Regions from separate parts of the Homo sapiens genome. Here region 1 is linked to region 2. The links are chromatin loops, found by intact Hi-C in ENCODE. Cell type or tissue: ovary. All regions are shown on one strand. Links, peaks and the distances in the headings refer to the core of each region. The heading gives the core; the rest is flanking DNA. Region 1 overlaps NEBL (nebulette). Region 2 has its middle 85 kb from the start of NEBL-AS1.

Region 1 (16,283 bases), core at 4,992-12,991, 400 kb after region 2:
CTTATTTTTAAAAGGAGTAAGAAAGGGTGAAATTTTTAATTCTGCTAGATTGAAAGGAAACTAACAAGATATATGAATATTACCCAGAACACTGGTTTATAGCAGTCAGCTAGGGAATTCATTAAAATTAGATTTTTGGGCACCATCTGTCAAAATTCTGTTACAGAGGATTGTGGCTGGACCTCAGGAATCTAAATCTTTAATAAGTACCCCTAAATGATGCTATTTCAGAAAGGTTGCAGGTGACATTAGAAATATTTGTACACAATGTAATTAAGTGTGCATTTTGTACAGATGTCCAGTGACACATTTCTGTGATCTTTCTGTGCTCTGAAAAAAGGAAGATGGGTTTTAAGAATGTCCATGACTGTACACTTTGCATTATGACTTTAATAGAATATATTTTAATTGCCAGCTGGTCCCTGGGGATATTGCCAAATAGAACCACATCTGGCAAATATTGCTTCAGCTCAAGACAAATCGCAAGAAATAAAGAAGTGAGCTGACCAGTGAAACATGGGCCATCGGACATTATGCCAGTTCAATTTTTGTCTCTCTTTCCAATTGTCAGTCAAGTTAATCTAAATGACGAATGTGATCTAAAGTACATTTGGCAAAGTTTATGTATTTTTCTCTTTAAATCTCTACTTACCATACTTTGGTTTGTGTCTAACATGCATTCAGAAGGAGAATGTTACTCAATGTAATTGTTTTTATTTTGGGAGGCTCAAGTCATTCCAATGATATTTATTGGGTGATAAAGCTCTCAGTACCTTAGATCTCCTAGGCATGGGCCTTTGAACATTTGAAGGGAGAGAAGTGTGTAGTTGAAAGGGCAAATGCTGGAGAACTACAGAGCTTCACCACCCACCATCCCCAAGGAAATAATTTGCAATATTCTTGTGCTTGGGCTTATCTTGCACCCACTGGGGCTTGAGACTTTGTGATGGGCAAGTTGAAGTTCTTGATGAGGATATTCTGCTTATGAATATAAATATATGCACTTAGATACAAAGACATACTCATAAAGTGGTAGATACAAAGACCCTTTAAGATTGGTTTTGTGCTTTGATCTTAGTCTTATTTCTTAGGTAGCATAAATTCAGTTCAAGTTTTTTTTTTTTTTTTTTTTGAGATAAAGTCCCACTCTTTTGCCCAGTTTGGAATGCAGTGGTGCTATCTTGGTGCACTGCAACCTCTGCCTCTCGGGTTTGAGCGATTTTCCTTCCTCAGCCTCCCGAGTAGCTGGGATTACAGGCGCACACACCATGCCCAGATAATTTTTGTATTTTTAGTAGAGATGGGGTTTCACCATGTTGGCCAGGCTGGTCTCGAACTCCTGACCTCAAGTGATCCGCCCACCTAGGCCTCCCAAAGTTCTGGGATTACAGACGTGAGCCACTGTGCCTGGCCCAAATATGTTAATATCAGTGAGACATAGGTATAGTATAAAGAGTTAATATAGCTATACAAATAGATGCACAAAAAGCCAACTTAAGGTCAGTAGGCTCTCTAAGCTATTATTATGAGAATAAATAATGTTATGAACACTAAGACTAGTAGCTATGTGAAATTACTAATTTATTTATTTTTTAACCAAAACTGTCTCTGATCAGATTTCTTATAGGAAAGACGTGCAGGACACCCACACGTACAGTGCAGAACTTGACCGACCAGACATCAAGATGGCAACCCAGATCTCTAAGATCATAAGCAATGTAACTTCTCTTTCTAAACCTTGAACGGAAATGATTTCTTACTTTTGTAGGAGGCAAAGCATAGCTTCAGTGGTTGGATGGTTCATTTAATTAGTGTAACTAATCAATATAAATGAATACATCTCAATTTCCCCCCCTAAATTATCTATTTTATTATGTTAATTATTTGGGTATATGCAGAAACAGCCCAAACTCAAATTGGCTGTGGTTAGTGTCATCATACTTTTAGAGAAATAAATACTATTTAGGTATAAATTGACATTCAGATGTCTCAGCCTGAAAGTCAGGGTTATCAGTCATATGGTCCCATATAATCTCTCCCCTCACCTTGCTCCAAAGGCTCTTGCTTGGCCTTGTTTCCATATTGCTGCTGTTCATTGTGTACATTCTCTTCCACCAACACTTACCTTTGTCCACTTCCTACATGGCGTAACTGTTTCTTACCTTCTCTAAGGTGCCCGCTTTAGTTAATACCATTTTACTTCAACATGCTGAAAACCCTGGTTGGAAATGATGATTTAACTTGAACCAAAAATTTTCATAACATAGGCTAAATTCACCCTAAAATCAATCATTACTGTATTCAACTGCATGTCAATCAAGTATGGCCAGAACAGTTCCTGAGAATAAACGAAACTATAAAAGCTACCTATATGGAGAGTACAGGGTCTCAATTCCCCAGAAAATTTCCCTAATATTTTGTTTTAGTATTTATATATAATTACAAACATGATGATGACTGAACACTTAGCCTCAAAGTTAGTAATTATTTTACTGCAAAAAGTTGAGTTTGTTCATGTAAGCACAGGATAAAATCAATTTCTGCTTTAGCAGTCAACATTTTAGTGTTTGATGTGTTGTAAGGAATATTAATGAGATGAAGGTCTGTTATTTTTTTTTTTTTTGGCTAATGTCAATGTAGTTCATCATTGGAGGGTAGAAATATTTAACATTGTCTTATTTATTCATTTTAGGCAGAATACAAGAAAGGACAAGGAATAATGAATAAAGAGCCCGCTGTAATTGGAAGACCAGATTTTGAACATGCCGTGGAAGCTTCTAAACTTTCTAGTCAAGTAAGGCTTTAGTGATGATTCCACAATGACTTTATTCAGATATTTTGTTTCTAACAGCACAGGAGAATATTGCATTTTAGATAATATCTTTAATTGCAAGAATAAACAGAGATAATGTTTCTGAACCCAGTTCAGATGGGCTTGCAATCATTATGAATTTCAGTAAAGGAAAAAAATTAAGTCTAATTTTAAGCATAAAACAAAGTTTTCTTTTCTCCAGGCATAAATCTGAACATTTTTCAATGTCTCTAGCCATGTTGTCACATTTCCCTGGATTTCCAGAAGTCATTAATAGTCATACTAAATAATTGTGTTTTAACCTACACACACACACACACACACACACACACACAGTTTTTAACTTAGTAATAAAAATATTAATTTTCCCAATTTTCAAGTGCTTTTGTTTAATCACAAAATTTAAAAAGGGAGATGAAAATGAAGAAAACTTTGAAGTCTTATCAAAGAGCATAAAATAAGATCTGAAAAAGTATAAAGGCATTTTATGTTTTTGGCTGAAAGTTTCAATAGATAAAGATGTCAGTTCTTTCAGAATTATATAAACGTCATGCAACTTCTGTTAGACTCCAACAGCGTTTTTTTTTTTTTTTAATATAGATAAAATGATCTTAAAGTTTGTGTGGAAAGAAAATACCAGGGAATAGCCTTTAAAAGTATGAAAATGAAGACCAGTGAAGGGGAACTTAAGTTATGAGTTACTATAAGTTAATAGAAAACCACTGAAATTAAATCAATATGGGATTGGTGTAGTGAGAGATTAAATAATCAGTAGGATAGAATAGGGAGTCCTGAAATAGATTCCAGTATGTATAAGAATTTAATATATGATAAAAGTGTCGATTCAAGTCAGTGGGAAGAAGTTGGATTAGCTAATAAATGGTGCTGACATAACACACCGTCTGTCATGGGAAGAGCAAAATTGGACCCAAATCTTAAACCATATACAAAAATGAATTCCAGGTGGATTAAAAATGTGAATGCAAACAATAAAATAATTTTAAAATCTTCAAAGAAAATCCAGGAGACTCTATATACTACATAAGGATAACAGAGTTGTTCTTAAGCAAGACCAGAAATCCAGAAGCTATAATAGGTAGGCACATTAACTATGTAAAAATGAAAAACTCTCTGAATGAAAAAGGTAATGTTTGCAGAGTCAACAATAATGTTAACAAACAGTAAGTTTTACACATTTATAGTTTTTTTGACTTTGAAAATACTCATTTCTCAAGTTGCAGAAGTCTTACTTGAATTACATTTCAAAGTGGAGAGATGTAAATGATGAAAGGTATGAAGTCTGATTGAAGAGCATAAAATAAGTCCCGAACAAATGAAAAGACGTACTATTCTGTTGGTGAAAGAGCCTTGATACTAAACATCCTAAAAAATGTTAACTCTTTCAAAGTTAATGTTAAAAGCTCTATGCAATTCCAATTGCAATCCAAAAAGAGGGTTTAAAAAATTTAAATGAAATGAAAAACTTGAATAAATTAAATAATTCAGAGTTTATACAGAGAAGGATGTGTCTGAGAATAGTTTTTTAAAATATAAAAAAAGAGAAGTCTTCAAATACTTGGAAAAGTACTTCTAATGCATTTGATGAGAACATTTTAATATTTTAAATATAAGATCTATAGTGTACAATATCTATAATATATAAACATTCTTGAAAAGGAATTTATTTTTGTATATAGTTTAAGATTTGGGTCCAATGTTGTTCTTACCATGAATGAAAAAGATTAACGGCTCAGTAGAAAAAGGGGTCAGTGAAATAGATAATTCACAGAAGAGCAAACATAAATGGCCAATCAACAGGTGAAAAGATGCCCAAATTTATTAGTAGAAAGGGAAATACCAACAAAGTGAAAGCAAAATGTCTTTTACACCCATTTACACCCATCACAATGTGTCTTGTTAGTGTGGAGAAGAAAGACGCGTCCTTAGAAGGTTCATGTGTAGGAGGTAGATTTTAGCTAATTTGGATTTAATGGGAGAAGTAAACTCTACTCAAGGGGAAGGCCCCAAATACAGGCTGGGAGTATGCCTGCCAGGGGACAGAAATCTGATGGCAGAGCCTCTGGGCAAGAGGATATAGTTGTGCACGTATAAAAAGGATTTTGAGAAGAGTTTAGATATTGTGTGATGATGAATGGGTCAATGTGTATTGATTTTGAGTATAAGCCATTGCTTAGAGAACATAATAGGAATAATGTGTTCATATATGTAATTTTTCCCCATTTTTTTATCGTGATAAGATTTATATAACATAAAATTTACCATCTGAACCGTTTTTAAGTGTGCGGTTCAGTGGCATTAAATGCGTTTGTAATGTTGTGCTACCCTCACCACCATCCATCTCCAGGACTCTTTTCATCCTGTAAAAGTGAAACTCTATACCCGTTAAATAATAACTCCCCAACGCCCCCTTCCCAGAATGGTGTGTTCTATGAAAAAATAATGATAAAAAAGTGATTTCAGAGCGCAATTATAGGAAGCATTTTAGGGTTCAATTCCAAAAAGTAAACATCAGAACTACTTTTTGCCATGTTAACTGTAGTCTCTCAGGGAAGAAAGAAGACATCACTGAAGATTTTGAGCAAAGATTGATTGTGAAGAAAACACTTAGGGAAGGTTAACATGGTGACACTGGGCAGGAAAGTCTGGCTCACAAATGGTGAACCTCCCAGAAGCCAGCTGGGCTGTGACAGTGGTAATCTACACATAAAGTGATCAGTACCTGAATAGACTCTGTGACAGTAGGAATGAAAATGAAGTGGACACAACTGCTCCCTGGGAGAGGCAGACATGAGAGATGCCCAAATGCAATTGTGCCTCATAGTAATTGTTTTACAGTTAACAAGGGACTTTCACTTATAAAGCGACTTTATAACTCAGGAGGCTACTGATGTGCAAGAGGTTGGGGACATGTCTGGGTGACACTTGCATTAAAGGGCGGTGACTCTAAGCTCTACATATTCCCAGTAATGCTAGTTGAAGAGACAGGGGATATGGGCATCACTTCAGATTTCCAGCATAGCTACTGGCCTCTTACAACTTCGCCCTTTTCTGGGGACAAAGATTCCCCATCAGTTACACAGGAGACAAAGCAAATCCCGGAGAAGCAGTATGGTTTGGTCTAGTGGTTAAGAAAATGTACCCTGGAGCTGGGCTGTACCTGGGTTAAACTCCTGGTTCTGTTGCTTGCCAGCAGAGTGATCTTGGACAAATTGCTTCATTTCTCTATTTTTGTTTCCTCATTTGTAAAATAGGGATGACAGCAACAGTATTTACTTCTCAGGGCTGCTGTGAAGGTTAAATGAGTTACTGTGAGTAAAACACTTAAAATGGTGCCTGGCCCATAGAAACATGACATAATTTCATAGGAATAATTTTACTTTAGGTATTCAAAATAGTTTTCTGTTCTACATTTTTAGATGAATTCATGCACAGAGTGGAGAAGGAATATGAACACTGTCTGTGAGATTCTGGCCTTAAATTCATTCCATCACAATCCTATTTGAGAGCCCTTAGAAGAAAGTTTTGACATTTGAGCTTTATTTTCACATTTCAAATTCAATCCACAAAAATTCCCCCATGTGATCCTTACTTGGACTTGAAAGCAGATTTTTTTCCTTCAATCTCAAATTATTTAGCAACTGAGTGATCAGATTCTTAAGCAGATTTTAATTTTTAACTTACATTATAGCTATCGTATTCATTTTTTCATGTCATATAAGATTTTATAAGCTGTATAAAACTCACAAGAAAAGGGGAAAGCTGGGAAAATAAATAATAGGAATTCTGGGATGAACTCAGTGTATTCCATTTGTATTTTCAGGTATATCAATTATAACAGAAATTTGGGCAGCAAGTTTAGTTTCTTATTTTCACTGACAGCATTAAAGTTTTTAGTTTGCTCCTAAACTAATGATAAAGGCACATAAATACATAGAAGGCAAATGATTTAGGGATTTAATAACAGGGAGATGAGAATGGATAGAATGCAGGGAGAAAAAGAGCACCACAGCACCAGAAGCATTGTAACAGAGAAGGCAATGACAAGGCAATGGTCAAAGTATGTGGAGATAAGACCTGTCTGATGAAAGGATGGGAACAGAGAGTGAATGGGCAGGATTCTCACCTTTTATCTGTAAATTGAACTCTGTGGGATTTTACCCAGGAAAGGTAGTGGGAACACATACCAAACCCTTCTTATATTAACTTCTACAATAGCTTTGCTCCCGTAGTTGTAAACTTTCCCTTTTTAAAATTTGCAATATACATACAATTATGGCCAGGTTATTTTAAAAAGTCATTAAAAAACTAAAACAAAAATCTCCTATGCGAAGATGAAGGGATTGGTGCATATGTATCTCAGATTTAAGTACAGTAACTGTTGAAGTCATTGACTTTAAAAATTCTAAGAGTAGTTTATTAATTAATATATCCATAGATCATCTTGTTACTTGGAATTTGTCTATATGATGAATAGATTCCTTGTTCAGTTTTATAACCTCAAGGAAAAGCTATGTATTTATAATAATTAGCATTGTTTTAAAATTGCATTAATACATTGATAAGAATGGGTTTTAAACCTAAAAATCACATTATAAATTGCCATGAAAATTTAGTAGTAAGCAGTGGCCTTAAATTGCAAGGGGTATTAATTGGTTTGGGGAATTTACCATTCTCCCATCCTGGCAAGCACTCCCTCCTCCAACCTCATCACACCCAAGTATCAGCTCAAATATCATGTTCCTGACTCGCCAATTTAAATATTGCTCTCCTCCCCTTTATTCTCTCCTCTTCTTTACAGTTCTTAATACGATTTGTAGTAGTTGCATAATATATACGTGTATGTGTGTGTTTTCGAAATCCATTTCACTTCCCACAAGGCAGGCTCCATGGAGACAGGGCTCATATGCCTTTGATCCACTATTATGGGAAAACAGATTAGGCTGCCAATAGGTGTATGGAGCCTGGTTAAACCAATATTCTCTGGATCATTAACATTTGGTGCAAAGTCAGTAAGACGTTATTTTGCAAGGAAAATAAGAGCAGAGATATTGTGTTGTGTAAAATTAAGACTTAAAGATATTATTGATTTTATGATGAGTTCTATGTAAAAATCTGTCCTGTCTTCCTTGACAGCTTTTAGTTTGATTTCATCCAAGATTGCTGGGGATTGATATCTATAGATACGTAGTATTGTGTTATTTGCTTACTTTTCATTTTCAATGATAATTAAGGTACACTTATCAAGCTATTTCTTTGCTAAAATGTGTTTATGTGGCTATGGTGAAACACCTTCATTCAGGGTCTGCTTTTTTGTGCCTTTGCTGGCTTTTTGCGATTCTGAGTCACAGATGATGTCAGTGTAAAGTTTTGGGTTTGCGTGTTAGACTTCACACATACCCAGGTGCAGTTATGAGGATCTGGATCCTCATATGAGGATATGCAGATGTAACTTCTCATTTCTTTATATGAGAAGTTGTGCAGTTATGGGGAGCTACAATGCCGTCACTGTAGCTTAACAGTATCCGTGTTTTCTCCAAGTGTGAGCCTCTGAAAATCCTGCTGTCTCTTATAATTCTTTAAAAAACATCTAGGAGTTTGATCCTATATACCTATACAGTATTTTTTCAAAAGGTGTTATTTCCCTGATGTGATTATTATGCACTGCATGCCTGTATCAAAACATATAATGTACCCCATAAATATAATACATACACCTACTGTGTACCCACAGAGATTAAAAATAAAAAAAATTAATAAAAAAAGGTGATAAATATTGGGACCACTAGGCACACTAGTCATAATGTAAATAAAGCCAGTCATATGGAGTAACTTCATTTGTTTCCAGAATAATTATGTAGGTATAAGGAGTAACATTGTGTCTTAAAACCATGGCAAAGTCACTCCAATACCTGTTCCTCCCTTTCTCAAATGATCTTAAAACTGAAAGGGTTATGCCTTGTTCCATGGTTGGATAACAAGTTATAGTCAAGGAAAAGCATTTCCTGGATCTCTCAGAAGATGCAAACCTGCATGAGGAGGTAGACACACAGATGTATGAACTCTAGATTGAAAATACAATAGAATGTTGAGTGTGTCTGTGTAGTTGGCGAGTGAACAAGTCCGAAGGTGAGTGATGTGACTCACTGCAACCATTTGGTGATCTTAGTTCATTTTACCTGCATTCCTTACAGAAAGAGCGAGGTTAGAAACAATTGGGTGTCAGTGTCTGGTCCGTGCATTTTTTTATATAATGTAGTTATGTTACTATTGTGGTTCATTAATGAGGGAAACTTGTGTTTTTGTTCCTTAGGCATCTTGAATCAAATCACTCACTGTACTGAACGTTCAAACAAGATAAATTTCACAATACAATGCTTATTATTACATTTAATATAAATATATGAATAACAGATTGATTATTGTTTCTTAGAAATGCATAGATGGTCCCTGACTTCTAGTGGTTCAGTTTAAGACTGTTTAACCTTACCATGGCGTGGAAGTGATACACATTTAGTAGAAACCATACTTCAAGTACCCATATAATGATTCTGCCTTTCACTTTCATTACAGTATTCAACAAATTATATGAGATGTTCAACGTGTGTAAAACAGGCTTGTTATTAGATGATTTTGCCTAGCTATAGGCTAAGGGAGTTGTTCTGAGCATGTTTAAGGTAGGCCAGGCGAAGCTGTGATGTTTGGTAGGTTAGGGGTATATGGTGCATTTTTAACTTACATTTTTAACTTACGGTGGGTTTACTGAGATGCAACCCCATCATAAGTTGAGGAAGGGGTGTCTGTAACATTTACTTGGGAGAGCATATGCAAGGTTTAATAACAAAGGAATTTATCAGTATCATTTTCAAATACTCTAGTGTAATTATGCTGGAAACCTCAGAGTTTGCAAAAACAGTATGATGGGCTCTGTGTGTGCAAAGATCATATAACCTACTTTTACCATTTAGCTAATACAGTGTTAATGAATCTGGCTGAGTCAGAAGTGTCATTCCAGCGGAAGGCTGTTGAAGAGTCCACCATCTTTGTTCAGTGAATATCCTTTAGGCACTACAAACTTAGGAGAGACAGAACCAGTGACGAAAATATGGTAAAAGTATAGCAGAAGGGTGAAGAGGGCAATAAGACTGTGGCTGGGCGCGGTGGCTCACGCCTGTAATCCCAGCACTTTGGGAGGCCAAGGTGGGTCAGGAGATGAAGGTCAGGAGATCGAGACCATCCTGGCTAACATGGTGAAACCCTGTCTCTGCTAAAAATACAAAAAATTAGCTGAGCGTGGTGGCGAGCACCTGTAGTCCCAGCTGCTTGGGAGGCTGAGGCAGGAGAATGGCGTGAACCTGGGAGGTGGAGCTTGCAGTGAGCTGAGATCGTGCCACTGCACTCCAGCCTGGGTGATAGAGTGAGACTCTAAGACTATATATTTAAGGGACGACCAGGCAGAGTGAATCATTGCTTTTGTGCCACCTACTGTATAAAGTACTGAAGGAAATCTAAATTTATTTCATTTGTAATTTTGTTATTGATTTCAAGACACAAAATAATAAAAAAAGTCAGTTTTTCTTTTTTTAAAGAGTTCTTGCTGATTACTTAAAATCAGTTTGTAAGGTATTGAGAATATCAGAAATTTTTTATTATCAAATGGAACCAGAACAGAAAATATTCCCTGTAAACCATCTCAAAATATTTACCAAATGCTGTATTCCCACCAAGATTTTCTCTAGCTCTCTCTAATAGGTTCCAAACATGTGTCCCTGAAGGAGACCATCACCCTATGCATGCCTAAAATATTTGATGAGAGTCATCCCAAATTGCTTTTTAATAAAGTCTTCTGCAAAGCAGAGCCTTTAGATGTATGAATAAAGGTGCATTATCAGAATGTTGTTAGAAAACCAAACATGGTAATAATTATAACATCAGAAAAATATTATGAGAGAACAAAACAGCTTACTTTGACCTGTGAAATCAATACACCCTTTCCTGGCTACAGTAAGTTAAAGGGGGTATGACATGTGAATAGCTAGGTTTTTTTTTTTTTTTTTTTTCTTTTTGTAGTGAACTTGTGTTTATATTCTAATTAGTTATGACATGCATTCTCATATTTCTCTATACATGGAGAAAAATATAGTCCTACCAAATAAGTTGATAATCCCTTTTTGGTTGTTTTAAGAGTGCTTTAAAAGGAGACAAACAATTTAGAGAGAGTATTGGAGATGGTTTTCCTGCTGAATTTAGTGGAATTAAAGCAGAGAAAGTTTTACATTGACATTAAGTTGACCCAGGACATTTCAGAAAATGTAATTCCTAAAACTAAATTTTTGAGCAAATGAAGTATAGGAAATGATGAGAAAAACTGTGGTACACGTCATGCTCTTTATTTGGAATAATTCCCTTAGGAAAAATATTTAAATTCTGGGGCCTAGAATCTATTTTCTAAATGTGTTAGACCTTAAGACATTTGTGGTCTAGGTTTCTAACTGATCATAGATTATAGAAATGCAGAAATGAAAACTGACATTTAAAAATGTTGGTATTTTAGTGCATAATTCTCATTAATAGGATTTGAGTTCATGCCTAATTGCATTTGTGATCAATGTAGAAGCAGAGTTTTTTTTATTAAAGATAAAAACTTTTGTGCCTAATTAAGCTTTATAGAAGGCGATGGATACCAGGAATTTACACTTGGCAACATTCATTTTTAAGGTAGCTTTTATTTTATCTACGTGAAAATCATATGTGTTACTTTTAAATGTAAAGTTACATGTACTATTTCTCTTTTATGACAGATTAAATACAAAGAAAAATTTGATAATGAAATGAAGGATAAGAAACATCATTACAATCCTCTTGAAAGTGCTTCTTTTAGGCAGAATCAGCTTGCTGCTACACTGGCGAGCAATGTAAGTTGTAATTCATAGAAAATTATTTTCAAAATCTTTTGATTCTTGTTTTTTTTAGAATCGACTGTGTTGTAATTACTGATACTTAGCTTCCAAGTAATTTGTAGTTGAACTGAAGCATATTTTTCTAAAGCTTTTTCTGAGAAAAATATATTATTGTAATTAATTTTTAATGGTTACTGATTACTAATTAGTTAATAAGTAGGAATAGTGTTGCAAATGAAGTTATTATATCTGTTCAAGAGTGGAAATAGATTATAGAATTTTGCAGAGAAGTGGTCTGTATTAACACAAATTAGTGGTTAGGACAGTAGTTACCTCATGTAATTATGGCTATGAAATTGAGTTTATTGTAAAGTACTGCCTGGTACATGGTAATTTATCATATAAAGAAATTTTTAGAAATTTTACTGTAATGCCTCACAATTTATTTTTTATCCCTTGTGAAAATGCTGTGAAGTACTTCCTTATGTGATTTGTTTTCATTCTGTGTTTTTAAAAATCATCAAAATTCATTTTACAAGAAATGATGTTTTAAATTCTTGTTAGAATTAGAGTATAAAAACAGCAACATCAAAAAATTGATTACTTTGCTATAGTTGAAAATATTTAGATTTCCTTCTCAAGTATAAAAATTATGTATTATTGATCTGTTGCTTTCTTAGAAATAGAGATGAAATATACTTAAAGGAACATGGAACATAGTGCTGAAAGCTAAAGGTTTGGAGTCAGATTGCTTGGATCTAAATCCTGTTTTATCAAGTATTACTATGTCTTTGTCTTTCTATGCCTCAGTTTTCTTATCTATAAAATGGGGCTACTTAAAGTACCTACTTAATAAAGAGGTTATTGTGGAGATTCAATACTTAATACATATAAAGGAATTTAGAAAAGTGGCACATAGTAAGTGTGTGATATGCTTGCTATCAATGGTTTATTATTACTGGTATTATATTTTCAAAAAGTTGCTTTAAAAAAGCCTGTGGTGATAGGATGGGAAACATCAAAATCCTCAGATCTCCACAAAGCATAGTTGAAATACTGTAGTAATTTCTAAAGAATAAAGTGGCTATTCTCTTTATTTTTTGAAAGCAGAGTTACTGTGAAAATTACTTTATTCTATTGACATTACCCTTCCTGAATATGTGAACAACAAAAGGAATTATCCAAGTATTCTCAAGCCCATATAGAAATAACTTTTTAAAATTCATTCAGTAGTAAATCAGCACCATCTAGTGGCTCCTTGTAAATTCGTCTGTCCATTTACCACTAAATAGTCCTACTTTATGATGTATGAAAAATGCAATAATGCAAAAGCATAATATTTTCTTCTCCTCGATGGTATTTTGTTCCATGTTATTTTCATAGGTGAAGTACAAGAAAGACATTCAAAATATGCATGATCCAGTTTCAGATCTCCCAAATTTGTTGTTTTTAGACCATGTTTTGAAAGCCAGCAAAATGCTCAGCGGCGTAAGTGGTTCATCTAGCGGCAACCGTAGTTGCCTTGTGGCTCCAAGAAGCCAATATGTCTGCAGCGTTCATGTGCTCACCTGCTTCCTTAGAAGGCCTGTGCCTCACTCCTCCCTCGTTAACTAACTCATTGAAAAACAGTCCTCTGCTTGCAGAAATCCCACCAGAGCTGTCACTTTGCAAAGGAGGTTCTTGCTTGCTCTCCAGTATCTCCTGCATACAACTATACTTCAAAGTGTCTGCACAGTGGCCTTTCCATCATTCTTCTTTCCCTTACTTCATCTGTGTTAGATTAAAGCCACTTGAAGTTCAGGCTCTCAAGTCAGGGATATTTTACTTTATGCAGGCCAGACCAGAGTGTCTTGTATTTAGTACGCCTTCAGTAGCATGAAAAATTGTCTTAGTCTAAACTGTATTTTCTCTGCAAATAATTCCTAACAGCATTTATACTGCATTGACACATCGCTTTTAGTCTTGTCATGGTTTCCATGTTCTCGGTCAAGGCAACCAGAAGAGAAAGGTGAGTTCTTCATGTCTTGATGAAAATATCTGGGTGCACTGCCCACGTGGTCAGTCCTGCAGGACTCTCACTACGCTGAATGCTGTTTCAACCCATAGCACATCAGGACCCTGACTTCGCTAGCTCTCGTAACTGACAGCCCTAAGACACATTTGGCTCCATTTTGTACATCTCATGGTGGCAATGAGCTCTTATTTGACCATAAGTTATTTCCATACCTATTTTAATAATCACTTTCTCACTCACTTGCTCAAAATTAATCATAATTTATTGAATATCTGCTTTGGGCCAGGCATAGATTAGATGCAGAAATATATGTTGGGGAAGACATGAGAAAAAATGAAGATAGTTGTCTTCAGTTGATGGGCCTAGACTTAGAAATCTATAGGCAAAACTTAGTTTCCAGACAGTTAAATAAGGAGATACAGCTTCAGGTCAATTTTAGAAATAATCTATACTTGGCTTCAGTGTTTTGAAATGTATGTTTATTATTTTGTAAGCCTCCTTTCTGGAATATCACTGCCACTGTCTTCCTTCCTTAATGGTATTATGCATGCAAATAATTCATACAGAGTTTTTAAAAGTTTATTTTTTTCTGGCTGGGCATGGTGTTTCATGCCTGTAATCCCAGCACTGTGGGAGGCGGGTGGATCACCTGAGGTCAGAAGTTCAAGGCTAGCCTGGCCAACATGGTGAAACCTCGTCTCTACTAAAAATACAAAAATTAGCTAGGCGTGGTGGTGGGCATCTATAATCCCAGCTACTCAGGAGACTGAGGCAGGAGAATCATTTAAACTTGGGAGGTTGCTGTGAGCTGAGATGGCACCAATGTGCTCCAGCCTAGGCAAGAGTGAGACTCTGTCTAAAAAATAAATAAATACATAGAATAAAATAAAATAAAAATAAATTTATTTATTTTTTTAATCATTGGTCCTTGGATGAAAAGCAGTACATTAATGTTCCCAGGCTATTGAACAGGGAATGGAGGTTAGAGGAATATCTGGAGGGCCCAGAATTGGCAGTCAGTTCCAGGACACTTACATCATGCTGGCTTGCACTTCAGTCTTCATTCCCACACCTCTTTTTACATTCCTCTATTCCTTGAGTGTCTCTATTTCTGTCTTTTTTCTCCACGACTCATAGATATGCTTCTAAAATTGATATATTTCTATTCCCTGAGCCCCCTGCTTTCTTCACATTCATTCTTTGGCATCCAGTTTTCATCATGGCAGTGGCATTTGCCCTTGACCTTTCTCTAGCCATACTTAAATTCAATTTCCTAGGGACATGGGGATTCATGTGTAAATAAGCCAATAAAAATATCATGGTGGTAATTTCAACATTTGGTGGCTGGAAGAAAGCGTGCCACTCCTATGCAATATTGCTTTTCAAGAACGTTGACCTTTATTTTATAATAACAGAGAAAAAAATCGCAGTCTAATATAAATTGTTTCTATCATCTCTTCAACAGAGAAAACACAGCAAAGTCATACGTTACTTATTTCATGTATCATATATAAAGTTTAGATCTTCATTTAGGTGGTGCTTTTGCCTAGAGGACAGATTTCTTTTTCCCCATAGACAAATTGTGATTGACTACTTCCTGGGAGAGAAAGACTTAAAAATGTGTTCCTTTTGAAGTGTCTCCTTACAAAGTTGTGTACATTGTATAAAGCTGTATACATTTGCTCAACTTTATTGTATATTAGAATGGCCTCCTTTATCTAGCATTTGTGAAGAAACAAAGAATAGCCTACTTTAACATTTTAATGTAAAAAATTGGAGTTGTGTTGATTTATAAATTAAAAGATTGAATAAGATTGCTCAATAAGAGATATTCTGCCAAAATTATCCATTTGTCACAGTAGCTATTGTTTTAAAGACCCCTAGATGTCTTTAGCAACATCAGAGTTACTTTTATTTTAACCCAAACTCTAAAGAGTGATATGAGTGCCTTAATTACTGTGTAAAATCATTCTAATTAAAGTTTTGGAAAACATTTTCCCCTGGAAAATGGACCTCTGGTAGTGTTGAGTTTCTTTCACAACTTTACATAAATTAAGAAATATATATTTTGTGTTACTCCGTGTATCTCCCACTAGGAGGTAGCAGAGACTGTTATATAAGGAAAGACACGCATTCGAAGTTCTTTTGCAGATCTTAATTCAATTAAGTTTTCCTTCGTTTTTTTTTTGTTTTGTTTTGTTTTCTTAAATAGGAGTTTCTGAAATTCTTTGTAACTAAAATCGATAATTGTGTTGGGAACAATATTTACTGAATTTTTCAGTATATATTCATTATTTTACATATATTTATATGTATTTGTTGTGGATTTTAACTCAGTAATGGACTATGTTGTAGCTTGTTACATTCATGATTATTTTATAAATACATATTACAAGATAACTTCTAATCAAATTATAAAGTCTGTATTATTATCTTTCTTTCCAGATTTTAACTGGTTAAAAAAAAAACACTTTTTTTTTTTTTTTAAGACGGACTCTCGCTCTGTCTCCAGGATGGAGTGCAGTGGCACGATCTCAGC
Region 2 (16,283 bases), core at 3,322-11,321:
ACAAAAAATTACCTGGGCATGGTGGCGAGCACCTGTAATCCCATCTACTCGGGAGGCTGAGGCAGGAGAATTGCTGGGACCTGGCAAGTGGAGGTTGCAGTGAGCCGAGATCGCGCCGTTGCACTCCAGTCTGAGTGACAGAGTGAGACTCCGTCTGAAAAAAACAAAAAACAAAAAAAACCCCAAATAAACAAAAAAAACAAAAATTATCCAGTCATGGTGGTGCACACCTGTAATCCCAGCTACTCTGGAGGCTGAGGCAGCAAATTGCTTGAACCCGGGAGGCAGAGGTTGCAGTAAGCTGAGATCATGCCACTGCACTCCAGCCTGAGTGACACAGTGAGACTCTGTCTCCAAAACAAGCCCCTCAAACTCCATCAATTGAAAACCAAGGCTGGGATTTTCTCCCTTGCTGAAATTGAGAGATGCTCACCTTAGTGCTTCCCCTGAGGATTCTGGGCTGTTTGAAAAGAGACACAGGCATCTGAAAAGAGTCCCCCCAGGGAGCACCGTGTGGATCCACGGGCAAACCAAGGCTTCTCAGGACATCCTCTTAAGATTCGACCCTGGGACTCAGGTGAGGGAAGAGCCTCATGCAGTGTGGGTGTGGGGAATTGGGGCCTGCCTTGAGCAGCATCTTCCATTGAGTATTCGCTAAGTCAGTGCTTGCAGCAATGTTTTAGAACGTTAACTACCGTGAGTAATGAGCTGTATGAGTGGTGGCTCATGCCTGTAATCCTAACACTTTGGGAGGCCAAGTTGGGTGGGTTGCTTGAGCTCAGGAGTTCGAGACTAGCCTGGGCAACATGGCGAAACTCTGTCTCTACCAAAAATACAAAAATTAGCCGGGCATGGTGGTGTGCACCTGTGGTCCCAGCTACTCGGGAGGCTAAGGTGGGAGAATCACCTGAGTCTGGGAGGCAGAGGTTGCAGTGAGCCTGAGATCACATCACTGCAGTCCAGCCTGGATGACAGAGTGAGACCCCATCTCAACAAAACAAAAACAAAAAGAAACTAGCAAAAAAGAAAAAAAAAATCAGCATACCTGGTGATCGATCAGATATGGGGGGCAGCAGGATCGAGGGGCTTTTCCACTGGTCTGCAGGGGCAGCCAGAGGTGCTGAAGAATTAATGCTCCTAGAAGCAATTTTTAACCAATGACGGATTAGAGTCTGTTGATAAATACTCCAACTTCTTCACCCTTGGTTGGGATAACTCCAAGGTGTGTTCTACACAAGGGCTCAGCAAACTAAATCCCAAGGACCAAATCCAGCCACCACCCATTTTGTAAAAAAGTGTTATTGGAACACAGCCATGATCATTTGTTTACATATGGTCTATGACTGTCTTCACATTCCAGTGGTAGAGTTGAGTAGTTGTGACAGAGACTGCCTGGCTTGGAAAGCCAAAAATATTTACTGTCTGGGCTTTTCAGAAAAGCGTACTGTTGCCTGTTTTATACAGTTTCCCAGGTTCCAGGTGGGACTGAGCTTCAGGTGCCCACAGTGGCCACTTTGATAACGCACTATTGGCTTTCTTCCCTTTCCTGTTTCACTTCTCCTCTCTTCTATTATAAACTATGTGCCCTTGAATTATTGCATCAAAACCTGCTTCTGAGGGAATTCAACCAATACAGTCACACAGCAATCAGAAATACTTAAGGCTTCTTAAATTCAAAGACTATTTTTTGGGGTATGATGGTGCTCACCATACGCAGTGAGATTAGTAGTGATAAAACCTGTGATGGGGTTTTGCAGCGTGAGAGTAAGAGGCTGCTGTGGTTTGAATGTTGGTGTCCCCCTCCCACTGCCCCAGGATTCCTGTGTTAGAACCTAATAACTGATGTGATAGTTTAAGAGGTGGGGCCTTTGGGAAGTGATTAGATCATGAGGGCTCCATCCTTATAAATGGGATTAGTGTTCTTATAAAAGAGGTGCGGTGGCTCACACCTGTAATCCCAGCACTTTGGGAGGCCCAGGTGGGTGGATCACCTGAGGTCAGGAGTTCAAGACCAGCCTGGCCAACATGGTAAAACCCCATCTCTACTAAAAACACAAAAATTAGTCGGGCACGGTGGCGCACACCTGTAATCCCAGCTACTCGGGAGGCTGAGGCAGGAGAATCATTTGAACCCAGGAGGTAGAGGTTGCAGCGGGCTAAGATTGTGCCACTGCACTCTAGACTCTGTCTCAAAAATAAAAATAAAAATAAAAATAAAATAAAATAAAAGAGGCTCAGCAAGCTCTCTTGCCCCTATTGTCACGTGAGGATGCAGCAAGAAGGCACCATATTTGAAAAAGAACAAGCCCTTTCCAGACACTGAATCTGCTAGCACCTTGGTCTTGGATTTCCCAGCCTCCAGAACTGTGAGCAATACATTTCTGTTGTCATGTTAACAAATTACCCAGTGTAAGGCTTTTTTTTTTTTTTTTTTTTTTTTTTTTTTTTTTTTTAAATAGCAACTGGAACAAATTAAGGGACCAATGCTTTCCAGAGCAACAGAAAGTATACTCTGGTCTATGAACTTAACAACGTGCCTGGACACCTCTGCATTAATCATCACTCTTTTTTTTTCCCCACCTGTAAACTTACATTGTTTTTCCACAACTTTCCCTCATATCTTGTAAGAACTCACTCTAATACTTTGAGTGAGTCAGAAGGAGAGTTGAGGACAACACCTGCAGAAGGGTGGCAACTTGCTCTGTCAGCCCTTTGCTCTTGTGGGGATGGGATGGCCCACCCAGTTCATTCCTGAGGCAAAGGCCCAGCAAATGCCTCTTCTCTAGCTCCTTGCAGAGGGCCATGTGCTGCCTGGAAGGCCATGGACAATGGTGCTGCACTGTCCCAGCACCGTGGTAGGGGCAGATGAGAGATGCTCTTTATATATCAGTGCTGTGCCTTTCCAGCTCCCTACACTTCTGCTTCAGGCTATCTCCCTACAGGATCATCCCAACTGGGGACACAGTGTGAAGTGGATATGCCTCAAATCCAACCACAGTATAAACTTCTTATGGCACCACTGGGCCAGTTTCTTCAACTGTTAGATCTGGAAAAGAGGAATACTGTAGCAGAGAAAAGGAGGCCTAGCATGACTAGCTCCATTTTGCCCCTAACTGCACCACCCTCCCTCCTACTCCTGCCATGGTGATATCTTTTGGTTTAACTGCTTTTTGTTTGTTTGTTTGAGACGGAGTTTCACTGTTATTGCCCAGGCTGGAGTGCAATGGTGTGATCTTGGCTCACGGCAACCTCTGCCTCCCAGGTTCAAGTGATTCTCCTGCTTCAACCTCCCGAGTATCTGGGATTATAGGCACCCACCACCACGCCCGGCTAATTTTTGTATTTTTAGTAGAGACGGGGTTTCGCCATGTTGCCCAGGCTGGTCTTGAACTCCTGACCTCAGGTGATCCGCCTGCCTCGGCCTCTCAAAGTACTGGGATTACAGGCGTGAGCCACTGTGCCTGGCCAGTTTAACCGCTTTTGCTTATCTCTGCACGTAGGCCAAGCTAACTATGGGAAGAATTTAGCTTAGAGTTTAATTTTAAAGCAAGAATAATCATAGTCCCTTCCCAAAACTAACCCCCGGGGAGATAGGAGAGCACACACAAGTAAGCATGCTATGCTAAAATTTATAGAAGCACTGTGACCTGGTCACGGACAAAGAAGTTTCACAACCTCCCCCGCTTGGACTCTTACTGCCACCCAGATGTCTGTGATCATCAGTCACCTCTTGATCTCAACCCCCCGCCCCCTTTCCCTTTCCCCTAACATAACAGGAGCCTAGAATTCTATTAGCTTAGGGTGTTTCTTTAGGACACTAGTCCGCCATCTTCTCAATTTGCTGGCTCTTCTTAATAAAAGGTGTTTTCCTTGTCCCAATTCCTTATCTCTTGACTTATTGGCTGTGATGCAGTGAGCAGTACAAGCTTTGGACTTGGTTACAATACCTCAAGTGGTATGAGGATTAAATGGGTAAATACCTACGCTAAGAGTACTTAGAACAATGCCCAGAACATAATATGTGTTCAATCGCTGTTGCCATTGTGATTATTTCTCTTATTATTATTACTGTCACTATAACAGCACCTTGTGCATCCACAAAAGACCCAAAGTAGATAATACATCTGTATCTTCTTGAGAAGCCCACCAAAGGGGCTGTGGGTACTGTTTTTAGATGGCCTTTTCTGTCCCCTGATGCTGAAAGAGAATCCTGCTCTGATGTTAGTTATTGCGTTTGTATAATCTCCTGACTGGGTAATCGTCTACAAACGTGCTATTTAGAATGTCTACACGGAATTTAAAGAGAGGTTTGTAATCATGGGCACACTGGAAAACCACTACACCCACCAGCCAATTATCATGGAGTCACAGACCAGGGAGGGATGGCAGATGCTAAGTTCAGCCTTCCATCCCCAGCCCCAGCCTTGGGGCCGGACCCTAGGCTCAACCAATGTGCTCAGACACAAGCCTGGCCTTCTCTTGGAAATGAGGCTTTTCTGGGGAAATTTCTTTTAAAAATTGTGACCTTGATTTTGATCACTTCCTGAGAGAAAATTCAGCCCTATATTTAACTGCCCACAGCTTTGAATTCATCAAAGCCCCAGTTTAATTTCCAATCCCAGATACATTTTGCTTTCCTTCGTTTCTCCCTGGGTTTCCAGCTCTGGCACTGGGAGCTTTGCAAGACTGACACTCTTCAGAGACCCCCATAGGGAACAGGCGTGGGGCCAGATTCACGCAGCTTGGGTCCCCCTAGCCGAGTGGGCCAGAGAGCACCTTCCCTTCTAAATCCTGTGATCTGGGGCAAACTTCTTGTGCAGAGGCACTTGTTCAATCAGTTTAACCTCTTCCCCAGCAAAGCATTTCGTGATGGCGTATTCAGAGACACAGCGATCCTCCTCCGACATTTTCCTCAGGCCAGCGTCCTTCATTCTTGGGGTTCATTGGAGCCGTTTCCATAGTGACAGCCACTTGTTGAGTTTTGAATCTCCTATCGAGGCCCTCGCAATTTGCCAGCTAAGCCAGGGATCACCAGGCGTGTGTGCCAGGATAATAAGACAAAGTCTGTTTTATTTTACCCTTCTCTTTTTTGTCGGCTTTCGGTTGGGGGCAGCCTTACAAAAGAGAGGGGCCTTTTGGCTTTCAAAATCCTTAGGCCTCTGCTCATTATCCCAGGCGATATCTTGGACTGAACAGTGTGGACTCCATTCCTGCATGGTCTCCAGGCGGCTGCTGCTGGTCTGAGTGAACCATGGCAACAGCTGGGAGTGTGCACGTCTCAGCAGGACACGCAGGGCTGTTTTGGTGCATGTGAGTGTGTGTTGCCGCTGACACTCCTATCTCTTTATTTTAAAGGTAGGGAGATTAGGATAAAAACAAGTCTATCACGAGGCTCAGTATCCTTTATTGAAGGCTAGAATCAAGATCATTTTGCTTTTGCTTTCTTTTTAGAGCATCTCCTGGGACACTTTTTTCTTTTCTTTCTTTCTTTCTTTTTTTTTTTGAGACAGGGTCTCACTCTGTTACCTGGGATGGTGTGCAATGGTGTGGTCATGGCTCACTGCAGCCTCAGCCTCCCGGGCCTAAGCAATCCTTCTGCCCCAGCCTCCTGTGTAGCTGGGACCACCACGCCTGGCTGATTTTTATATTGTTTGTAGGGATAGTGCCTCACTTTGTTGCCCAGGTTGGTCTTGAACTCCTGGGCTCAAGCAATCCTCCTGCCTCAGCTTCCCAAAGTGCTAGGCTTACAGTGTGAGCCGCTGTGCCCAGCCTGTCTCTTTATTTTGAAGGTACTGATGATTAGGATGAAAAACTTCCATCATGAGGTTCAGCGTCCATTATTGAAGGTTGGAATCAGGATAATTTTCCTTTCTTTTTAGAGACTCTTCTGGGACACTTAATGTCAGTGACATTTAGCAGAGCAGCCTGGAGCCTTGTGGCTCCCACTGCCTTGATGTTTCATGTGTATTCAGACAGGGGTTACCCACCATTTCCCTGGGGTGTGTTTAGTCTAATAGGTGTAAACCAAGACCTGCAAGAAGCATTAGTGATTCAAGCGGACAACTATCCTCACAAGTAGAACAACTAGAGAAAGAAATTCAATAAGAGGATCAGCACATCAAAGCATGCCTTGCCATCCACGATCCCTTCTTACTGACTGAAATGGAAATGCTTCCTGCTTGCGAGTCTACACCAGTGCTCCCGTGCACCACCATGAGGTTTAAGTATCGAGAGCGCCTGTGACTCCCTAATGTTTTTAACTTTCACTGCAAGATTTTGTTGTTCGTTGCTGTTGAGCTTTTGGAAGAATCTCTAAAGAAAATTCCTCTGCTCTGAACGGATTTGCTGTTTTGTGTGTGGCTAGAACTTCAGCAAGGGCATAATGAGGGGCAACATTTTTTCTCTTTTAGGAGATGCCAGGTCCTGAGTAGGAGCTGACCGGGGTGCAGAAGAGAAGGGCTCGACCTTCAGAAGAATGCCTGAAAGCTCTGCCTGTCTGGTTTCATCATGGGTTTTAACGGAATACTTGGAAAGGGAAAACAGGGGAACATAGTGATTCAGAGCCTGGGGCTTCTTGGCTGCCAATATACCAAATACTTGAACAAATGAACACACAATCAAGGGCAGTTTATAACTCAGCATCCTAGAGCAGATCTATTTTAAAGGCAAGGCAAAAAGAAAAAGAGGAAATTATCTAAATTAAAAGTCAATGTTTCTAATTGCAAATAAGAAAATGATGAACATAATGATAGAATAAAGAAGCCCATCAGACTGCGTCTGGAATCCGCAGGCCCTGTTAGCAAATTTGGCACACCACAGGCCCTGGGCTTTCTCCAGAGCCTTCTGGCCTTTGGAAAAGTGGCTCTTAAGCAGATAGGGTTGGATGACCTGCTCCTGTCTGGAGCTGTTTTCAAAGGGCTAGAGGCTGCAGAAGTCTGGACCGGATTCCCGGATGAGCTGTTTCATTCTAGGGCTTCCCGTGGACTCAGTCATTAAGGAATGCTTCAGTTTCAGCATAACCCAATGCAAACCATTTCAAGCAATCTGGAAACGTATTGATTTGCCTAACAGGAAAACCCAGATGCAAGGCAGGACTGGGTTGGTTGGATCCAATGGTTCAATAATATTGCCAAGGACTGGATTTCTTTTTCTCTTCCGTGCTGCCTCCAGTGGTATCAGGTTTACTCCAAGGTTGGCTTCTCTCTTGGTTGCAAAGTGGCTGCCAACTGCCTTCAGGGTGACATGCTTCCTCCGCCACTCAAACATGAAGCCGAAGTCTTGCACCTTCCTGTTCCACCTTAGATCCACCCCCCTGCCCTCTAGGAAGACGCTTGCAATATTGTGGCCAAGGAAAGGCAGGGGGCTGACTGGTTTAGGCCTGGATTACTACACATCCCTGAAGCCATCGCACGTGGGGTGCAATTCTGCTGATTGTTTTTGGCCGTTGGGGCCTCCTCTGGAGCTGAGGGTAGGGGCCAATCCACCCCAAACACAAGGCTTTGCCACCAGGAAGACTGGTGTTCCCTCAAAGGAAAGTTGAGGTGCTGTTAGCAAGAGGGATACGGGTAAGGGTGGGGCTTGGGGTGGAGCTGGTTAAGCAATGACCAGGTATTATCTCTAGGTGTGGATCTTTTGAGGGTGGGAAAGGCTAGAAAGAGGCACGGGATGAGGAACAGAAGGTGAAGTAACATCCCAAACCCTAGGAAGTAAGGGTGGGAATGAACTTGAAGCCTGTCTGAGTCAGTTTCATAGCTGCACCCTCACTTCCTCCTGTATCCATTCGCTCTCTTCCTCGCCGTCTCCAAGTAGGGATGGGCACAGCCTAGTGATGAAGTCTGTGTGTTTCCTAGCCTGGCCAATGTTGTGAAACTCCGTCTGTACTACAAATACAAAAATTAGCTGGGCATGGTGGCACACTCCTGTAATCCCAGCTGCTCGGGAGGCTGAGGCACAAGAATCGCTTGAACCTAAGAGGCGGAGTTTGCAGTAAGCTGAGATTCTGCCACTGCACTCCAGCCTGGGTGACAGAGAGAGACTCTGTCTCAAAAAAGACAAAAAAGCTATTAAAAAAAAAAAAAGACTGTGCGTCTTTTTTTCCCCAAGTATCACCACTACTGGGCAAACTACTTATCATCTCAGCCTTCACTTTCGTCATCTGTAAAATGGGGGTAATCATAGGATCTATTTCATAGGATTATTGTGAGGATTAAATGACCTAAACTACATAAAGTACCTAGAACATTGCCTGACCCAATGCAGGTCCTCAGTAAATATTAGCTATTATTATTCCAGCCCAGGCCAGAGTGCAGTGGCCGTGATCTCGGCTCATTGCAACCTCTGCTTCCTGAGTTCAAGTAATTCTCCTGCCTCAACCTCCTGAGTAGCTGGGATTACAGGCGCCTGTCACCACACCTGGCTAATTATTTTTATTTATTATTTTTTTTGAGATGGTGTTTCGCTTTTGTCACCCAGGCTGGAGTGCAATGGCGTGATCTCAGCTCACTGCAACCTCCGTCTCCTGGGTTCAAGCGATTCTGCTGCCTCAGCCTCCTGAGTAGCTGGGATTACAGGCGCCCGCCACCACACCCGGCTAATTTTTGTATTTTTAGTAGAGATGGGGTTTCACCACTTTGGCCAGGCTGGTCTCAAACTCCCAGCCTCAGTTGATCCACCTGTCTCGGCCTCCCAAAGTGCTGGGATTACAGGTACGAGCCACAGCTCCTGGCCTAATTTTTGTATTGTTAGTAGAAAGGGGATTTCACCATGTTGGCCAGGCTGGTCTTGAACTCCTGACCTCAAGTGATCCACCTGCCTTGGCCTCTCCAAGTAGTGGGATTACAGGCATAAGCCACTGCACCCAGCCTCAACCTCTGTTTTCTATAGCAGTGATCTGGAGTGTAGTGGTGCAATCATAGCTCATTGCAGTTGTGAACATCTGGGCTCCAGCCATCCTCCCGCCTCAGCCTCCTGAGTTGCTGGGACTACAGGCTTGAGTCACTGTGCTCAGCTTATAGCAGTGATTTTGATCATGCTTTCTTGTATTGTCATTTCCTCCTTCACACTCAGTCTCCCTGCTTTCTCACTCCTGTTTCCCGGAATCATCTTCCAAACAAAATACAACACAAGATCTTATCTCAGGCCCTGCTCTTGGGAGAACCCAAACCAAGAAAGCATGTAATCTAGACTTAAAGATATTAAAAAACAATATATGTATGTAGTGTGTGTGTGTGTGTTTTGATGTTTTTTTTTTGGGGTGTGTGTGTGTGAGATGGAGTCTCGCTCTGCCACCCAGGCTGGAGTGCAGTGGCGCGATCCAGGCTCACTGCAAGCTCCACCTCCTGGTTTCACGCCATTCTCCTGCCTCAGCCTCCCAAGTAGCTGGGACTACAGGTGCCTGCCACCACACCCACCTAGTTTTTTGTATTTTTAGTAGAGATGGGGTTTCACTGTGTTAGCCAGGATGGTCTCGATCTCCTGACCTTGTGATCCGCCCGCCTCGGCCTCCCAAAGTGCTGGGATTACAGGCGTGAGCCACCATGCACGGCGTTTTGGTGGTTTTTTACATCAACCAGATTGTCACCTCTTGTGAAAACAGACCAGGACTTAAACTTTTTTAGTGTTTTTCAGTTCCTACAGCAATGGAGGTGAGGACCAGTGCTTACTAGCTATTATGTGCCAGGCACTTTACATACATATTAAAACATAATCCTCAGGAGAACGCTGTAAGATTCTTATCATTATCTCCACTGTGCTTGAAGTGGCTTGGCTAAGCTCAGAGGTGTTGAGCTCACCAGATTCCCTGAGGATACACAACAAGAAAGTTTCCCTAGTTTACTAAGGACACAGGCTCGTAAGTGGCAGTGAAGATATTTATATAGGTATGTCTGAATCTCAGGGCCTCATAGAAATACTGAAAACAATGCTTGATGGTAAACAGTAGCCACATTGAAACTTTATCCTTTGCTTGGTAGTGTTTATTCCAGGACCCAAGTCATATAATTTTAATATAAAACACTCAATAGATAATACTGTGAGAAAGGAGCAGAAGTATGCTGATAAATGTTTAGCAATTGGCACTCTGAAGCAAAAGCCCTATTTTCAGTGATGGCTAATTTTCATAGTGTTGTTATTCCCACTATGGCCAATTTCAAGCTACCAGCATGGCAGTGGGGAGAGATGGTGGTAGCCCACCATTATATGGTATTTCTGCTTATAGAACCAGTAGACATACAAAACCTCAACAGCATAGATAGCAGTCAAATGTAGAAAAAATAATTAGGAAGAGTAAGTTTGAGTACTTACTATTATTTTTAGACAGGGTCTTGCTCTGTTGCCTAGGCAGGAGTGCAGTGCTACGATCAGAGCTCACTACAGCCTGGAACTCCTGGGCTCAAGGAGTTTCTGGATCCTCCTGTATCAGTCTCTTGAGTAGCTGGGACTGCAGGTGTGACCCACTGTACCCAGATAATACTCAAAATATTTTTAGAGACAGGGTCTCACTATGTTGCCTAGGCTGGTCTCGAACTCCTGGCCTCAAGTTATCCTCCCATCCTAGCCTCCCAAAGGGCTGGGATTACAGGCATGAGCTACCTCATCCAGCCTGTTATCTTTGTTTTTAATATAATTTATTTAATTTTAAGTTTACATATTTAGTTTTTAATAGTGGTTATGTTTAGCAACTGGTTTGTAATATCCCAGGAAATTTAACATTCAGCAGCTGTGGGACAGTATCAACTGGCTTCAGCATACCTCAGCCTATGGCTTGAAAGGGAAATAAAAAGAGGCTGGGTGTGATGGCTCACGCCTGTAATCTCAGCATTTTGGGAGGCCAAGGTGGGCGGACTACTTGAGGTCAGGAGTTTGAGACCAGCCTGGCCAACAAGGTGACACCCCATCTCTACTAAAAATACAAAAATTAGCCAGGTATGGTGGTGGGTGTGTGTAATCCCAGCTACTAAAGAGGCTGAGGCAGGAGAATCACTTGAACCCAGGATGTGGAGGTTGCAGTGAGCTGAGATTGTGACACTGCACTGCAGCCTGAGTGAGAGAGCAAGACTCAATCCCCAAAACAGGGACATAAAAATAAATTTCAGTAGTGAATTTATCATTAAAATTTGTCTCAGAAGGCTGGAGATGAATCCTTTTTTTTCTTTTTCTTTTTTTTTTTTGAGACAGAGTCTCGCTCTGTCGCCCAGGCTGGAGTGCAGTGGTGCGATCTCAGCTCACTGCAACCTTTGCCTCCCGGGCTCAAGCAATTCTCCTGCCTCAGCCTCCCGAGTAGCTGGGACCCACGCCTGGCTAATTTTTTGTATTTTTAGTAGAGATGGGGTTTCACCATGTTGGCCAGGCTGGTCTCGATCTCCTGACCTCGTGATCTGCCCACCTTGGCCTCCCAAAGTGTTGGGATTACCGGTGTGAGCCACCGCGCCCAGCCGGAGATGAATCCTTTTCAGAGGTTGGATTATTCTCTGATGCTGAAGATTTATCATAGTTAAGGGGGAATATTCTTTGATGCAGCATTGCAGTGAAATTTCCTACGATGATGTTGTCCAGTAAAGTGGCCACTAGCCACGTGTCAGCTCTTGAACACTTGAAATGTGACCGGTATAATGAAGGAACCCAAATTTACAATTTTATTTATTGTTAATGAATTTAAATTTAAATCTAAGTAGTTGCGTGTGGTTAATGGCTACTGTATTGAACAGCACAGCTTATACTTTGTCAAATGATTTTTAGTAGGTCTTTATTATCAGATCACATGTTAGATCCTCAGCTCGCAATACCCGAGTCAGCATCTCTCAGCCTATCTGCTTGTACTGACTCCTCCTCTCAACCTTGGTTCCTCCACGGGTCTTTTCTCCATCACTAATATATACACTCAGCTGCTTCTCATATCTGGCCTTAGGACATGACGTTCTCGCTCTAATTCCCATATGTGCCACTCATGGGTTACACATGTGCCTGTGAGCCATCGCCCTCTTAAACTCTCAGGGTAGCCTGGCAGGGACTGGTGTGGATGAAGCTCCTGGGCGAACCATCTTCAGACTCAAGCAGCTTTGTTTGGGGCCCTTCGGAGGGAGGTTTGCAGGGAGCAGAGTCTGATAGACTGTCCTATGGCCTCCAAGGCAGAGAACTCCAGCTACATCAGCATTCTGTTGTTACCCCAACACACACTATGTGTGGCTAATGAGGTGCTCTGCCATGTGAACTTGGACCTCAACAGCCAGCCACAGCTTGGGACATTGCCTGGTCTAGACCAGCGGCCCTGGTGTGTCCATTTAGGTCTCCAGGAAGTAAGACACAAGCCCCAGGGTCAGGCAGTCATGGGCAGGGTATGTGAAGTCCAGACAGGGGCCCCTAGTGGGTGCAGCTACTGGTGGGTGCAGCTCCTGGGTGGTCCCAAATCTTCCTCTTCACCTATTTCAGATACTTCTGTCCATTTGTGCCTGGCCACGTCCTTGCAGTGGTGCTTAAACTAGGGGCTGGTTAATTGCCCCAACAACACGTGCATGTTCTGTGAATTAAAAATTCCATTATTATTAGTTGGATGTGGTGGTGCACACCTGTAATACCAGCAACTTGGGAGGCTGAGGCATAAGAATCGCTTGAATCTGGGAGGCAGAGGTTGCAGTGAGCCAACATTGTGCCACTGCACTCTAGCCTGGGTGACAGGGTGACAACATCTCAAAGAAAAAAAAAACAAAAGACAATAAACAATTACATTATTGGGCCAGGTATGGTGGCTCATGCCCGTAATCCCAGAAATTTGTGAGGCTGAGATGGAAGATCAGGAGTTCAAGACCAGCCTGGGCAGCATAGCAAGACCCTGTCTCTACAAAAACAACTTAGCTGGGCATGGTGGAATGTGCCTGTAGCCCCAGCTATTTGGAAGGCTGAGATGGGAGGATCACTTGAGCCCAGTGGTTCAAGGCTGCAGTGAGCTATGATCATGCCGTTGAACTCCAGCTTGGGCAACAGAACAAGACCCTGTCTCTAAAAATATTTTTTCATTATTATTTTAAAATTCTACATATGAAAGGGTCTGATTGAATTAGAAATCCATCCATATTATCATAAGACATTTAAATGTTACATTTATCAATAAAGAATATGAATAATCAAGTCTTTCAATATTTCAACTATTGTACATTTTGGATAGATGTAAAAATCACTTTACATTCTTTAGCATGTATTTGTGCAAAGTTTCTTCATTTAAAACTCTCTGAAGTTTCTCATTTAAAAGTGATCTCATTGACAATGACTTCCAAGAATTTGAAGAGATCATCCTTAAAAAGTTGGCATTTTGGCCAGGTGCGAGTGGCTCATGCCTGTAATCCCAGTACTTTGGGAGACCAAGGTGGACAGATCATCTGAGGTCAGGAGTTTGAGACCAGCCTGGCCAACATGGCTAAACTCCATCTCTACTAAAAATAGAAAAATTAGCCAGGCATGGTAGCAGGCACCTGTAATCCCAGCTACTCGGGAGGCTGAGGCAGGAGAAGCGCTTGAACCCAGGAGGCAGAAGTTGTGGTGAGCCGAGATTGCGCCATTGCACTCCAGCCTCGGCAACAAGAGCAAAACTCCATCTCAAAAAAAAAAAAAAAAAAAAGAGGTTTAAAAAGTAATGACGTTTTCCCACTAAGTACTCTATAAATGGCTCCTACCCTCAATGTTGTCTAGTTTATCCCAGCATGCGAAGCCAATATTTTTCCTCTGTGTGCCATGGCTCGCAAAAATTTGGTCAGGAGCGTCCAGATTATCTTTTTCTCTTGTGCTCTGTACCTATAAATCTCTCTCTATTTGTGACTCAGGCCCCTGTTTCTTCTCAACACTCCACAGTCAGTAGTCTCTGGCTTCTGCCTTATTATTATTACTTTTGAGACAGAGTTTCATTCTTGTCGCCCAGGCAAGAGTGCAATGGCACGATCTTGGCTCACTGCAACCTTCGCCTCCCTCGTTCAAGCGATTCTCTCACCTCTCTTGCCTCAGCCTCCTGAGTAGCTTGGATTACAGGTGCCTGCCATCATGCCCAGCTAATTTTTGTATTTTTAGTAGAGATGGGGTTTCTCCATGCTGGCCAGACTGGTCTCGAACTCTTGCGCTCAGGTGATCCACCCTCCTCAGCCTCCCAAAATGCTGGGATTACAGGCGTTAGCAGCCATGCCTGGCCTCTGCCTTATTTATTTGCTTTTTTGGGATGGAGTTTCTCTCTTGTTGCCCCGGCTGGAGTGCAGTGGTGTAATCTTAGCTCACCACAGCCTTCACCTCCCGGGTTCAAGTGATTCTCCTGCCTCAGCCTCCCAAGTAGCTGGGATTACAGGCATGCGCCACCATGCCTGGCTAATTTTGTATTTTTAGTAGAGACAGGGTTTCTCTATGTCGGTCAGGCTGGTCTTGAACTCCTGACCTCAGGTGATCTGCCCGCCTTGGCCTCCCGAAGTGCTAGGATTACAGGTGTGAGCTACCGCGCCCAGCCTCCTCTGCCTCATTTTTATAGGCAAGATATTCTACTTGTATATGCTTCGATGTGGCCCCTTTTCTGTATATTTATATATATTTTTTCCCAGTAAGGTTGTGCATTTTAAAAACGTGGTATCTTTGGGCTTGCTTCTTTTGGATAGCTCAATTCCTTAAAAACTCTCAACATGAATTACAAGATCCAAAACTAATTCACCTAAAATTAGGGCATGGAGTTTGCTTTTTCCCTGCTTTCCTGTAACAAGGCTAATATAAAATATCTATCTATCTATCAATCAATCAATCAACATAATTCTGCTTTCTGCTTTTTTTGTCTGTCTTTAGTGCTTGTGTGATTTTCCACATATTCTGCCAGGGGCATTTACTTGCCTTGGGAAGGATTAGAGTTATTACACACAATTGCAAAAAGAAAGAATCAATGGTAAGTGTTAGATATCCAAAATAGGATATTTGAGTCCACAGCAAGACTATTGAAAACCAGACTGTAATAGAGGAAGTGTTTTCTAAGTTTCTTAAGCTCCCTTTAATACTTCAAAAGCCGGAGACTTTTCTATAAGCCAAGGCTATGAGGTACATGAGAAGTAGGAGAAGTTGATGCCCTTTAGTCCTGAGGACACAGAATGAAGAGAAGCGGAGGGCGGGGAAGCTGTGAGGCCTGACTTCCCTCCTTGGACTGGCATCCTGGGAGGTGGGGCTGGTTTTAGATGGGGAGAGAGGGAAGTGGAGAGCTGAGAAGGCTTTATCTTGTTCTCCATTTTGAGGTCTGTTTTAGTCTTTTTGGGCTGTGATGACCAAATACCATAAACTGGGTAGATATAAACAATAGAAATTTATTCCTCACAGTTCTTGACGTTGGGAAGTCCAAGATCAAGACGCTGGCAGATTCCTTCCTGGTTCATGGATGGCCATCTTTTCTCTGTGTCCTCATATGGCAAAAGGGGTAAGGGGTTTCTCTGGGGCCTTTTTTATAGGGGTGTTAATCCCGTTCATGAGAGTGGAGCTTCTCAAAAGCCCTACTTCCAAATGCCATTACATTGGTATTAGGATTTAACATACACATTTTTGGGGAATTGGGAGAAGAGAGATACAAACATTCAGTCTCTAACAAGGTCTCTTGGAGAAGGGACATCTGCAGAGACCTTATTTCCTAATAAGGTTACATTCACAGGTTTCAGGTGGAATTTTGGGAGAACACCATTCAACCTACTACATAGCCTGAGAAAATCTTAATATTAAATACTGAACATTCATCTGAAAGAGATTGACCTAACTGAAATAGACTATTACAACCTGATGAGACTGAGATACCATTAACTGGCTAGTTCAGATAGCCCTACCCCGACCTGGCCACAGCTACCAAGAGGGATGAGGGTCATAAGATTAAACTGTTCCAGAAAATGAACAAGCTATGTTTTTTATTTCTATCTTACTAATTTTGAGGTTAAAATGGCCACATCACTGTGTACCTGGCTAGCTCCTACTCCAAAAGGAAGTAAAAGAAACAGCTACTACCAGATCAGTGTAATCAAGGTAAAATATCACAAGCAAAAATAATACAATCTTGGGTAGTGTAGAAGGGAGAAGGAAGATGAGAAAATGATTATACTAAATAACTAGGTTTAAGAGGAACAATTGCAATTCATCAAAAAGTACTTCTTCTTAGTTCTGAGTTTCTTCTCAACCCAGAAAATAAAGGAAAAATGAAAAATGACAAGGACTTCATTACTTAGTAAAAAGAAACATACCATATTGCCAAAAGATTATTATTATTATTTTTTGAAATGGAGTCTTGCTCTTGTTGCCCA

What was found. Peaks named below come from ENCODE experiments on the same cell type or tissue, not always from the same donor. Only the 100,000 strongest peaks of a DNase experiment are listed, where the experiment ranks them.
Region 1: it touches region 2 in a loop (8-fold over the local background); 44 of 110 quality-filtered maps call a loop at or near these places.

Annotation. Positions count from the first base shown.
Region 1 is chr10:20,855,175-20,871,457 of GRCh38, reverse strand. NEBL (nebulette) reads left to right here. Exons shown (of 28, transcript NM_006393.3): 6 at 1,617-1,718; 7 at 2,693-2,794; 8 at 11,632-11,745; 9 at 13,114-13,218. LOC102725112 (a long non-coding RNA gene) reads right to left here. Exons shown (of 6, transcript XR_007062082.1): 3 at 5,991-6,118. Among named protein-coding and RNA genes, the nearest start is that of NEBL, 34 kb to the left of the region's middle. In ovary, for the core only: no CTCF peak of the experiment used is centred there; no DNase peak of the experiment used is centred there.
Region 2 is chr10:21,250,867-21,267,149 of GRCh38, reverse strand. It overlaps a transcript of NEBL not described here. Among named protein-coding and RNA genes, the nearest start is that of NEBL-AS1, 85 kb to the right of the region's middle. In ovary, for the core only: no CTCF peak of the experiment used is centred there; a DNase peak (open chromatin) is centred at 6,900; H3K4me3 peaks cover 388 bases.